2 separate regions of the Homo sapiens genome follow, and region 1 is linked to region 2. A link is an interaction called in ENCODE POLR2A ChIA-PET data of the cell type or tissue named here. Cell type or tissue: endothelial cell of umbilical vein. All regions are shown on one strand.

Region 1 (2,500 bases), 580 kb after region 2:
GAGAAACACTGGCTGCCATGGAGCAGGATCCCTTCTGGACCCCAGTTCTGACCTCTGCCCCTCCTTCCAGTCAGCTGGAGCCCCCTAGCAGGAGGAGCGGTTTGTCTGAGTTCCTGCGGTCCCGCTTCTGTGCAGCCTGCTGGGCAGGGGGCTGGGAGGGAGGAAAAGGAAGCGGGGGCCTAGGGAAGCCCCAGCGTCTGCAAAGAGCTCACGTCGGGGAGAAAAGTAAGGTCTGCCCAGAAACCTCGGGGCTTTTCAGAGTCCAGGGATTTTGTAGGTCGTGGGCCTGTTTGTCAGAATGGGACAGGGGTGGCTTCCTTTTGTACTGCATGCGTGAGTGTGTGTGGGGTGTGTGTGTGTGGGGGGGTGGGTGTGGGGGTGTGGCATGGGGCATTAAAGGGGTCACAGGAGGCTATTCAGGATGGAAAGGAAGGCCAGAGGGTGGGATTTTTGTCTGGGGGCCGCAGGGGTTCCCCTTGCCCAGTCTCTTGGTCCTCTTGGGCACAGCTGCTGCTTCTTCAAAGGCCAGCTTAGGTCACTTCCGCTGCCCACAGCACTGCCCTCTCCCTGGCCCCCTGGTGGGATGACTCGCACTCGAGACCACTGCAGCCTGAGGCTACCCTTACATCTGGGGGTGACTTCTGCTGAAACAGGCTCTTTCTCCGTCCTCCCCAAGACTGGGGGCCTCCCATAGACCCACAGAACGCCAGGTTGCCAGTGGGGGGCAGATCGGGATTAGGGGTAGGCGTGTCCCTGACCTGTTACTTTCACACCCACCCACTTGCGTCTCCCCACTTTTTTGGGAGAGGCCCCACTCTCTGTACCCTGATGTCTGTGAGGTGCATGGGAGAGGCAGCGTCCATACTCCCCGCTTCCCTCGGGGTCCTGGGGAGTGGCAGCAAAAAGACCAGCGAGCCTTCGGAGAATTATAACTTTATGTGGGAGGCTGGGGCGCGTCGCACACTCTCAGTCGCCGTCACCGCGGGAAGATGGTGCCATCCACGTTCTCCTCCAGGATGGTCTCCACGCGCCTCCGCTGCCGGGGAGAGAGGCTGGGGTCCGGCGTGTGCGGAGGCGGGCAGGGCCCCTCCCCTTTCCCCGCCCCTACCGGGGCTTGTCTGCACCTCTTGGCGGTCCAGGGGGTCCGGGATCCGCGCGGGCTTCAGCTGCGGCGGCAGGAACAGCTCCAGCCGGATGGCGGCGCGCGCGGACTTCTGCCGCTGGATGAGCAGCGCGATCTCCTCGGCCTGCGGGGCCCGGGTAGCTGAGCGCGCGCCGAGCCCCGCCCCGCCCCGCCCCGGCCGGCTCCGCTCAACGCTCCCGGTGCGCCCCCTCTGCCCTCCGACCCCCTCGCCTCACCCGCATGCGGGTGTAGCGCAGCCGCAGGGCGCGGACTCGCCCGCGGGCCTCCGCTGCCTTGAGGACGCCGAGGAGCCGGTTCTGGCGCTCGGCGGGCAGCTCGAGCGACTGCGTCCACGGGCGCGGGTCGGGCATGCGGTACCCCGGTTCCACCGACCCGCACGGGAAGGTGGAGGCCGCCGCGCCCACGTCCTCCAGCAGGTCGCCGAAGAGCAGATGGCGGTGGCGCTGCGCAGGGAGCATGGCCGCCAGTCCCTGCGGCGTCAGGGCCCAGCCCGGCTTGGGGGGCTCTGTCGCGGGCGCCCCCTTGGCACGCTCCTCACCCTGCGCCGTGCCTGGCGCGCTCTTCCCGCTTCGCTCCCGCGGGCCCTTGCGCCCGCCCTCCTTCGCTGGCGGCGGCATCCTCCCGCCCTGCGGAGGGAGGAGGGCGTCCCGTCGGTGCCGGGGCTGGCACCGGGCCCTGCCCGCCCCTCGGCAGGGCCCCAACGTGCGCCCCAGCTCCCGCCCGCTGGGCTCTCCGCAGTCGGTTTTGAGTTCCGCACCCCCAGCCTCTGAGCTTTGCCCAGGCGCTCTCCCTCTCCCAAGCGCACGTCCCCAGCAGCTCTGCCATCGGCTGATCCTGCTCAGTCCTGCAGTCAACTAGGACTTTCTGATCAACTCAGTTGTAGGAAATATCTTTCCTACCCGATGGACTGTTCTGTTTGAATTGAGAAAATGCTGAGACCCCACTGGGTTGATCTCAGGCCCTGCCACATGGAGAGCTCTAGGTGACGCCTGGGGGACCTTCGTTGTGCCCCTATGTCTGCGGTCCCCGACAGTCAGGGTCTCCCACCAGACAGCTCGCTCTTGCCCTTCGAGGCCTAGATGGTTGTGGGGAGCAGAGCCTAGAGGGCAGGTGACAGAGGAGGGAGGGTCCAAAAGCCCAGCTGGCTCCTCCCTTCCCGGCCCCAGCCTACAGCTGCCACCTTGTCCAGCCAGGGCTGGGCTCGCTGTGCCAGAGGCAGAGCCACGGCCAGCCCCAGCGGCGGCTAACGCCCCCGCCCCTCCTTAGCTCCTGCAGCCGAGGCCCAGCCCCCACCTCTTGGTCCCTACACCCCCTGCTTGCTGCCTTCTCTGGTCGGAAGAACCTCCGCCGTAGCCC
Region 2 (2,500 bases):
CTGGAGGACCTTGAGAACCTGTGAGGCAACTGGGCACAGAAAGGCCAAGATTCCTGTCCAAGGACACGCAGCAAGTAAGGGGGCCTGTGGCCTGTGCTTTCCCTGCCCTCCCCCAGGTCAGGACTTGGGCCCCTCTTCTTGCATCTGAGTCCCTGGTCACAGTGCCGTCCTCACCAACAACCTGGGGGGGGTGGGGGGAGGGGAAATGGCGAGTCAAGAGGGCACCAGCCAATCAGGGCTTCCCTGGGGGCAGGCCCCGCCCCTCCTCGACCCCTCCCAGAGCCCCCAGGCCCCGCCCCTCCTTGCCGCCTCCCAGAGCCCCCAGGACCCATCCCTGAGCTGTTTGGGGAGACACAGGCAACCCCTTCTTTGGCTGGCTAGGGTTTCACGAGCCTCGGGAAAGAAGATGCAGCTAAAATTAACCGCTATCAAGCTGTCAGCCCTGGAAATAAACCTGCCTCCCATTGGCTGCCGGTGACGTCACTGCTGGGTTAATAATAGCCGCCGAGTGCCTAACGAACCACCTGTGCATGGGGCACAGCCAGGCCATCACCCCGGGGCCACCGTCGCAGGCAGGTGGAGGCTGGCAGCCCAGAGGCAGACAGGGGCTTGGAGGCAGGGTGGGGAGCAAGGCCAAGGCCGCTCTCTGGCCCCCAGTGTCACAGGATGACCTCAGCCCTGGCCTGGCCCCAGAGCAGGTGTGGATTCATTTTCCGGTCACGGAGCATCTCGTCTGCTGGCCCACCTGGGCCCCCTGGACGGCCACCAGGACAAGGCCCACCCCCGCGGCCATGCCTTGGGGCTGGCTCCCAGGGGACTGAGCATGCCCTTGAGGCAGCGAATTAAACAGTCTCCATGGCAGCAGAGGAGCTCCTGCCTCTGGAGCCTCCCTTAGAGGAGCAGCTCATGTCCCCCCAGATCAGAGAAGCTGGGGCTGGGCTGGCAGCGGGCAAACATGCCTGCAGGTCAGGCCACAGACCAGGGCCAGCCACGGCCCCGACAGCCCACCCTCCAACCCGGTATCTGGGTGTGCCTGAGGCAGACCTGAGTCTACCAGGGAGGCCCAGGAGGGATGCAGCCCCTCCGCCAGGGGGAAGGGCGGCCTGGCCTGCCACCCCGACCTGCAGGCCCCAGCAGGGAGCGTTGCCATGGTGAGAGGCAGCAGCAGCAGGATGCCCTCCCTCCAGGCCCTGCTGCCCGGGAGCCCAGCACCCACCCTGGTGGGGAGCAGACAGCACGTGCTCCTGCCGCAAGCAGCACTTTCTGGGCTTCTGGGCTTCCAGCTGCAGTCCCCGCTAGCCCCTCCCGGCCCCTGGCCATTACAGCCCATTGCAGGCTGGGAGGCTAAACAGGAGGCCGGGGTCACCGACCAGGGTGGGGTCACCTCTTGGACCCAAGAAGGGCAGCCCCTGGTGCCAGCACAGGGGCGCTGTGCCCTCCAGTGCCCAGAGGCAGAGGGGAGAGCCTGGGTAGGGTCTGCAGACCATTGACCCTACAGCTGCCTCCTCTGGGCCCTGGAGGAAGAGGGGGCCATCAATTGTGTCTCATTCTGCAGCTGGTCCAGAGAGAATGGGGGGTCCAACGTCTGTGGTCAGGTCTGGAGAGAATGGGGGGTCCAGTGTCTGTGGTCAGGTCTGGAGAGAATGGGGGGTCCAGTGTCTGTGGTCAGGTCTGGAGAGAATGGGGGGTCCAGTGTCTGTGGTCAGGGCCCCCTCAAGGGCCCACTAAAGCAGAGCTCCCTTCCTGGGCCCCACCCAAGGTCCCATCTCCTCTCCTATGTAGCCGGCACCAGGTTCAAGGGGGATCTCTCAAGGTGGGAAATTGCCCTGGGGAACCTGAAGTTCATTAGCAGCTCTGGAGGCCCTGTTTTCACCTCTTTGAATAGCCCTTCCCTCAATTAGGCAGCTGGGAATCTTATGAAGGGAATAACAGGACCCTGCCTGCACCCTGGGGATGAGCCTCCCAGGGGCTGCCGCCCACCATCGCCTCCCACAGAGATTCAGAGCCTCCCCACCCCTGGAGGGACCTCCCCACACGGCCAGGAACCGAGCAGCTGGGCCAGGGCAGGAGGAAGGGCAGGGAGAACACAGAGGGGACGTCTGCCTTTTTAAAGACGTGACTTTGAGCATACATAGAGAAAAGTGACACACTGCAAATGTGCCTGATGAGTTATCACCAGGAAAACACACCCAGACCAAGAAACAACATTCCCTCCTGCCCCTCGGTAAAGGTGACTTCTGACAGCACAGATCACGTTTGCCTGTTTTTAAACTTTATATAAAGGGAACACAATGCACAGTGTGTATCCTTTTGTGTGGCTTCTTTCACACACGACCGTGTCTGTGAGATGCCTCCATGCCGTCCCGTGCAGCAGGCATTTGTTCATTTTCATCACTGTACTGCATTCCACTTCCAGTTCTGAACGACTACAAATAAAGCTGCTACGAACACTTGTGTGCGTCTCTCTTGTGCGGGTGTACCTGCTCAGTACACACCCCAG

Evidence for each region. Peaks named below come from ENCODE experiments on the same cell type or tissue, not always from the same donor. Only the 100,000 strongest peaks of a DNase experiment are listed, where the experiment ranks them.
Region 1: POLR2A ChIA-PET joins it to region 2 with 6 read pairs; 3 of 35 experiments call an interaction of 5 or more read pairs at or near these places.

Annotation. Positions count from the first base shown.
Region 1 is chr20:64,082,459-64,084,958 of GRCh38, forward strand. The region is part of intron 1 of OPRL1 (opioid related nociceptin receptor 1); the gene reads left to right. LKAAEAR1 (LKAAEAR motif containing 1) reads right to left here and starts at 1,940. Exons shown (of 3, transcript NM_001353425.2): 1 at 1,360-1,940; 2 at 1,125-1,247; 3 at 918-1,036. The coding sequence starts at 1,761. The coding sequence ends at 977. RefSeq lists silencers at 1,033-1,092, 1,273-1,352. In endothelial cell of umbilical vein, a CTCF peak has its summit at 1,185; a DNase peak (open chromatin) is centred at 1,203; H3K4me3 peaks cover 730 bases; H3K27me3 peaks cover 558 bases.
Region 2 is chr20:63,501,757-63,504,256 of GRCh38, forward strand. It overlaps LOC105372725 (a long non-coding RNA gene), which reads left to right and starts at 302. Exons shown (of 3, transcript XR_937004.3): 1 at 302-698. RefSeq lists enhancers at 58-563, 564-1,069. In endothelial cell of umbilical vein, no CTCF peak of the experiment used is centred here; no DNase peak of the experiment used is centred here.